Regions from separate parts of the Mus musculus genome. Here all the other regions are linked to region 2. A link is a loop called in an ENCODE intact Hi-C map of the cell type or tissue named here. Cell type or tissue: left cerebral cortex. All regions are shown on one strand.

Region 1 (2,500 bases), 650 kb after region 2:
TGAATTCAGAGAGATCCAACTGCCTCTACCTCCCGAGTTTGGACAGGGACAAACCACCACTATGCCTGGCGATTCGTGCCATGTTCATGATAAAATTTATACAGCAATAAAAAAATAATAGTCCATAAACAAAGCACAGGTAAATTACACTATTTATGTACTATATTATCATATGGTAATTAAATCAACTCAATTTAGATCTATTAATATGGAAAGAAAGTTTCTAAGTAAAAAACAGAAAGCAATAGTATGAGCTATAGTAGGATTATTTTGTTTATTTATGCTTTTTGAGAGAGGACCTTACTGCGTAGCTCTGGCTGGCCTGGAGCTCACTATGTAGACCAGGCTGTCCTCAAACTTAGAGATCCACTTCCATACATGCTAGGATCAAAGGCATAGGCTGCCATAAGGTGAGATGGAACTCTTTGAAGATAGCAGTACAAAACCATGGAAGACAAACACAAATCTCCCCGAGGCCTCTTCCTTGGGGGAGGGTCAAAGGAATGGGATGAGCAGTGCCAAGGTCCTGGCTGTGCGTGCAGGAGGAGCGTAGTGAGTTCGAGATGACAGGACATCAGGGAGGCGTCAGGGCCATCTTTTCAGGGCTTACTCTGGGTAGTAAGTAGGCTAAAGCTCTTGCAAAACTGCTAACAGTATTGTTTTCTGTTTTCAATACTATACCTAATGATCTTAAAGTGGCAGATCACCCAGAGCTGCAGAATAACCAGGAATCGCATGCCAAGCCTCTCCCAATGCACTGTCAATTACATTTTAGAGACTGCAGTTATCCTTGTACTCTAATCATAAATCACAAATATTTATTGTAAAATACATTTAATAAAAATAACCCGTAGTTTTACATATTTTACATCTGTAGAATATTTACAAGTTCTCTCTTATAGCATTTAATATTCACTATTTTTTCCATTATTTGCCTTTGGATCATTTATTTCAGCAGTGAAACTGTCCATTGTTCGCTGCAACTAAAAAATGAGCTTCTTGGGCAATATTCCTGAAAGTAAAACAGAAAGGTTGTTCACTCACTGTACTCCAGAGCATTATCTAACTTACAGGCATTGCTAACCATTAACACAGAGTAAGAACCGCTGGGCAGAGGGCAGGAGAGCTGGCTTGGCAGTTAAGAGCACTCACTGCTCTCCCAGAGGACCTGGGCTCAACTGCCAACAGCCACACAGCAGCATGAAGCATCTGTAACTCCAGTCCCAGGAATCTGATGCCCTCTTCTGGCCTTCACAGAGACTGCACACATGTGGTACAGACATACATGCAAATAAAATATTCATACACATAAAAGTAACAAAAAATTTCAAAATAATACAGTTAAAAACAAAGCCATCTGGGTGTGCTGAACATGTACTTAATTCTAGCATTCAAGAGGCAAAGTTCAAAAAGGCCAGATTCATCTAACTACTGCGTTCCAGGCGAGTCAGGGATACACAGTGAGACCGTATATCCAAGGGGGGAAAAGTTGGCTCAGTGATGAAGAGACTTCTGCTCTTGCAGAGAAGACAAGTTTGGTCCCTAGACGAATGTCCCTGACAGCCACCTGAGTGCCGGCAGCAGGGGTCTGAAGCCCTCTTCTGGCCTCCACATCTATATGACACACATTCATTCACAAAAGTTTATTTGGAAAAAAATAAACGACTTGTTGGGGGTGCAGGGTAGAAGGCACACATGGACAGCTCTTAGGACTCTCAGGCATACTCAAAAGAGCCTCAAGTGTCCTCAGCTAAGGGAGACAGGAGCATTCTAGTTCATAGGGTTTAAACAGCTCCACTTTCTTAACTGGCTTCCAGTTGCTAGCTATGTATGAGCTATTTAGAGCTTTCTGAAGTCATTTCATTTCTGTTTGTTTTTATCAATGGAGATCTTTACCTTGTTCTAAGGCCTCTGCTCTTTTCCGCTTTGTTGCCACGGTTGGATTCGCCGGTTCCTTTAATGCCTCCACCGGACAGTTTGGTCGCGGGAGCTGGCATCCAGGTGTTGGCCCGGGGCGGTTACTGAAGTACTTGGTCTTCAATGCCTTTTCAAAGACAAGGAACCCAAAGTAAAGTTTTATTCTTTTGTTTTTATTTTGAGACAGGTCTAACTGTGTGGCCCTGGTTGGTTTGTAACTTGGCAAGTACTTGTAGCAATCCTCCTACTTGTTTCTGAGTGCTGGGGTTACAGCCATGTACGACCATGCTCAGCTCAAAAGGAATGCTTTACATGCCTGTACTGTATGTAGGAAAGAAAATCTTCCCAATGGAGGAGCTAGAGAAAGAACCCAAGGAGCTAAAGGGATCTGCAACCCTATAGGTGGAACAACATTATGAACTAACCAGTACCCCGGAGCTCTTGACTCTAGCTGCATATGTATCAAAAGATGGCCTAGTCGGCCATCACTGGAAAGAGAGGCCCATTGGACACGCAAACTTTGTATGCCCCAGTACAGGGGAACGCCAGGGCCAAAAAGGGGGAGTGGGTGGGTAGGGGAGTG
Region 2 (2,500 bases):
ACAATGAAGATACAGGGTCTCACTTTGTGCTTCATCCTCTTGAATAGCTACAACTACAAAGCGCACGCTGCACCACGCCCAAGCTTAACCTTATATATTCCAGCATATAACCACTTTAAGAAGTTTCTTCTTTGTCCTAAGCCCAAAAGAGGTTTAAAATACTGTATGAAATGGAAATATCAGCTGCTAAGGGATGATGGCATTGTGGCGTGTAACGCTTATATACATCTACATGTATATAGTCACAATTGCCACATTAATTAGGGAGGAGAAAGAAACAGGATATGGGGTTCTCTTGTTTTGAACTACAGACATAATTTTTATTTTTTTAATTTTTTTTGGTTTTTCAAGACAGGGTTTCTCTGTGTAGCCCTGGCTGTCCTAGAACTCACTTTGTAGACCAGGCTGGCCTTGAACTCATAAATCCTCCTGCCTCTGCCTCCCAAGTGCTGGAATTAAAGGTGTGTGCCACAACGCCCGGCTAGACATAATTCTTAAAATTAAAGATTTTGTAACAAAAAGTATTTCATAAAAGCAGTTTTTCTATCAGACAGGTGAGATGGCTCAGCCATTAAGTACACTGGCTGCTCTTCCAGAGACTCGGCATCTATTCCCAGCAAGCATGTGGTGGCTCACAACCACCTGTAAAAATCCAACCCCAGGGGATCTGAGGACCCTTTCTAGCTTCTGTGGGTACTGTACATATGGCTAAACACCCATACACATAAAACAGAAAAAGTAGCTTAACTTTACAAAGTTGGAGGAAGTACAAAACAAGAAAATTATTCTAAAATGCAAAATATGAATTTTAATTGTAAAGGGTACTTTAAAATAAATTCAGTTTGGGGCTGGAGAGATGGGCTCAACAGTTAAGAGCACTGGATACTCTTCCTGAAGTCGGGAGTTCCCAACAACCACATGGTGGCTCACAACAATCTATAGTAGTGAAATCTGATGCCCTCTTTGGTGTTCAGACAAACATGCAGGCAGATCCTACAAAAACAACTAAATGTTAAAAAACACAACACATTCACTTAAGCGCGGCCGGGCGTGTAGAGCTGTGACCCAGTTGCTTGGGAGGCAGGAAGAACACAAGTTCAAGGTCTCCCCAGGTTAGCTCAGACCAGCCTGGGCAAACTCGAGAGAGCTTGTCTTAAAACCCTAGGTTAGCTCAGACCAGCCTGGGCAAACTCGAGAGAGCTTGTCTTAAAACCCTAGGTTAGCTCAAACCAGCCTGGGCAAACTCGAGAGAGCTTATAAGTTAAGAAGGCTGAGGATCAAGCTGAGCTTTAATCCCAGCACTTGGGAGGCAGAGGCAGGTGGATTTCTGAGTTCGAGGCCAGCCTGGTCTACAGAGTGAGTTCCAGGACAGCCGGGGCTAACACAGAGAAACCCTGTCTCGAAACTCCCCCCTCCCCCCCCCAAAAAAAAAGAAGGCGAGGATCTAGCTCAATGACAGAAAGCTGTCCCAACATCTGCAAGGTTCCTAGGACTACAAGGACAAAAAGGAAACAAAGAACCACTGATTTTAATATTAACGTTTCAATTTTAATTCTGTTTAAATTCTAACATACAATCTTAACTTGTTATAAACACAGTTAATGAGACAAAGTATTTCCTTCAACTCATGCCTAGCACTTCATTTGTCATGTTACCTTAGTAACAGAATGGAATAAAGCGATGTTATTCCCATTTTTCCTAGAGAGGAACCTGTTACATTACTTGGCTGTGGTGACATAACCAAATGTCAAGTAGAGTCTAAAATATCTTAGCTGCCATCCTGAACACATGTACCCACACCTGCCTACCAGACACCAGATAGTTAACATAAACTATATGGAATGATGACGGTAAGCATAGAACACCATCCATGGTAAAAATTACAAGAACTTGCAATGGTTTAATAACCATAATAACAAGAAAAACTCCCCAAACCTAACCTCCACCTTAATCCTCACTCACATGTTGAGGAGAGAGAGCAGCTTGGTCACTGTCCTGCTGTAGCATGGCGGCCTCCACTTTGCAGGCTTCGGATTTCTTCCCAGGCACACAGTGCTCTGCTTCTATGGTTGCTCTCTTTAAAGCTGCTCTTGACAGGTTTGGTTTTGGTTTTTTGAATCGACTTCTCAGAAAGGGAGCTGGTTTAACTTGAAGTGGCTGCTGTTCTTGAGGAAGAGGTTTGCTTTTGGAAAAAGCATTAATAAACATGATCAGAAAGTGCTGAAGTTTGAAAGTGAGTGGAACTTAGAGACTGGCAGTAACCTTCTAATTGCTTTTGTTTTGTTTTTACACAGGGTCTTCCTATATAACCTAGGCTGGGTTGGAATATGCTCTCATAAGCCAGGCCGGCCTTCAATTCTCCTTCACTCTTTTGCCTCCACCTAACAATTATGGGGACTGTGGGTATGTACCATCATATCTGCTTAATTCTAATTTTTAAGAAGACAAAAATGGAACTATTCATTAAATTCTGAAAAACACCGAGTTGAACAATCCAGGC
Region 3 (2,500 bases), 580 kb after region 2:
GTTAACTTCCCACAGACTTCATTTGCTTTTCTATATAGATGGTGTTGCAGCTGAGAATTATGCTAGCATACAGCATATCTACTTTATCTATGCTATTCTGTTTATGTTTACTCAAAGAGTCTTCAGGTCTCTGCTATCAAAAGACTACCACTATTCCTGCATCTCACAGTTGTTCACACAACAGCTCTAGCAAGATTTTAGAAGTCGTCCTTACTTCCACCAGAATGATCTTCTTATCAGTTGTCAGATCGTCTCCAAGCATCTGCAGTTTGCTGTACTTGGTGGCTCTTAATAGAAAGTCATTGAAGACTGCTATCTGAGATTGGTATGGAACTACAGAGAAGTTTGATTCTGAAAGGAAATATATTTATCACTTTATTTTCAAATCATATACATTAATATTAAATGTACAACAAATTCACATATATGATATAACTTTCAATACTGGACTATCTTAAAATTATTTGAAGTGGTCTTAATGTAAAATAAAATATCATTTCAAAGAGTAGTATCATAATGGACAATAGTAATTTTCTTCTACACCAATGAAAGTAACATGAAGTTAATTGAGTTGGGAGGCAGAGGCAGATGACTTTGAGGCCAGTCTGGTCTACAGAGCAAATTCCAGGAAAAAAAAAAAAAAATGTAGCTATTGGGGTGGAGCGATGGCTCAGCAGTTAAACACACTTGCTGCTGTTCTTTGAGGGGACCTAAAAATAAAGATAAGAATAAAACCCATTCTTAAAAAAATAAAATAAAAAAGCTATTAATTGCTTTGGTCATAGACCATAGACACATCACACAGGAACCAAGATAAGTTTCCTTCCTGCTGGCTAGCTTGCATAACAACGGCAGAAGTTACTATGCAGGGTGTGGTGGGAGAACTGTCATCAAGTCTTACTCAGTTATGGACCCTATGTGCTACACCACTTAGGCAAAAAGTATTCACTAGGATAATAGCGGTGAGTCTGTTTTAGGGGCACTAACTGCTTCATAGTTGGATTTGTGGTCTGCTGTACAGAAAAGAATACAACTAATTCAAAGTATTACTCATTTATTACAATAATACAAAGGAATATAAACCGAGCCAAAAGCCCATTGCTAGGGGAAGTCACAGACCATAATGGAGAAGCTACAGCTATTGTTTTGCTAAAGGGCTATGATATCTCCATCAAATTATAGTCTAAATAATTATGTTTATACCCACAAATTAGTACAGCTACCAACTTGTTAGAGAAGCCCTCGGTATGCAGTGGAACTAGAGTCGCATAGCTGGTTAAAGTGATTTAAAGGGATTCTTGAATGTGCAGCTATAAACAGAACATTCTTCTCACCCCCTTCAAGGCTCAGGGAAGGTCACAGAAGATGGGAGGAAGGAATGGAGATGGAATGCCATCTTCAGATTAGGATATCGCTACTGAATTTTTGTTTTGCTTTACGAGAAATGATGTAGCCCTGGTTGTCCTGGAATTTACGATGTAGATCAAGCTGGCCTCGACCCAGAAAAGATCCTCCTGCCTCTGCTTCCTGAGTCCTGTGATTAAATCTGTGCCCAACTAGCTTCATTACTGGAATTAATTTTTTTTAAAAGAAAGATTTATTATTATACATAAGTACACTGTAGCTGTCTTTAGATGTGCCAGAAGAGGGCATCAGGTCTCACTACAGATGGTTGTGAGCCACCATGTGGTTGCTGGGATTTGAACTCAGGACCCTCGGAAGAGCAGACGGTACTCTTACCCGCTGAGCCATCTCACCAGCCCCGGAATTAAATTTTTTTTAAAGATTTATTTATTTATTATATGTAAGTACGCTGTAGCTGTCCTCAGATACTCCAGAAAAGGGCATCAGATTTCATTATGGATGGTTGTGAGCCACCATGTGGTTGCTGGGATTTGAACTCGGGACCTTCGGAAGAGCAGTTGGTGCTCTTAACCTCTGAGCCATCTCGCCAGCCTCAAATTTTTGTTTGAGTTTTTTGATTTGTTTTTAGAGATAAGAGTCTCACTACATAGCCCTACTTGGCCTGTAACTGACTATATAAACCAAGGTGGCCTTGACCTCACTGAGGTCTCCTGCCTCTGTCTCAGCGATTAAAGATTATGTATCAGCAACACTGGCTGAGCCCAGAGAATCGGAGGAATAGTTAACATTAAAATAAAAGTTGTCCTTCTACATAGCTCCTATTGTAAGATGCTTAGGAGCTTTGGCCACTCCCAGTTTAGACACCACATCATCAGTAAAGAATGAAAGCTAAGATGACAGTGTTAAAATATATAAGCCTATCTGTAAAGCTATAGTATAAAAGTTTGAACTTGGTATTATCATTTTTTAAGGGTTAAAGCTCTCTCTAAATTCCAACTTTTTTGGGGGGAGGGGGTGGTTGTTAATATTTGAGACAGGGTCCTACTACAGAGCTGCAGCTGCCCTGCACTACAGAGACTCATCTGGCCTAGAACTGAGAGACCTCTTAAGTGCTGGGATAAAGTCATGCCTCCAT

The links. A loop is a pair of places that touch in the nucleus more often than their neighbours do. Peaks named below come from ENCODE experiments on the same cell type or tissue, not always from the same donor. Only the 100,000 strongest peaks of a DNase experiment are listed, where the experiment ranks them.
Region 1: a loop joins it to region 2, with 2.7 times the contacts of the local background. A loop is called at or near these places in 2 of 42 quality-filtered maps.
Region 3: it touches region 2 in a loop (4-fold over the local background); 8 of 42 quality-filtered maps call a loop at or near these places.

The regions. Positions count from the first base shown.
Region 1 is chr13:100,702,495-100,704,994 of GRCm38, forward strand. It overlaps Cdk7 (cyclin-dependent kinase 7), which reads right to left. Exons shown (of 12, transcript NM_009874.3): 11 at 1,897-2,044; 12 at 1-1,012. The coding sequence ends at 984. Among named protein-coding and RNA genes, the nearest start is that of Cdk7, 27 kb to the right of the region's middle. In left cerebral cortex, a CTCF peak has its summit at 1,251 (motif pointing left); no DNase peak of the experiment used is centred here.
Region 2 is chr13:100,056,764-100,059,263 of GRCm38, forward strand. Bdp1 (B double prime 1, subunit of RNA polymerase III transcription initiation factor IIIB) reads right to left here. Exons shown (of 39, transcript NM_001081061.1): 19 at 1,963-2,182. Among named protein-coding and RNA genes, the nearest start is that of Mccc2, 42 kb to the left of the region's middle. In left cerebral cortex, no CTCF peak of the experiment used is centred here; a DNase peak (open chromatin) is centred at 1,136.
Region 3 is chr13:100,633,649-100,636,148 of GRCm38, forward strand. It overlaps Rad17 (RAD17 checkpoint clamp loader component), which reads right to left. Exons shown (of 17, transcript NM_001044371.2): 6 at 215-351. Among named protein-coding and RNA genes, the nearest start is that of Rad17, 16 kb to the right of the region's middle. In left cerebral cortex, no CTCF peak of the experiment used is centred here; no DNase peak of the experiment used is centred here.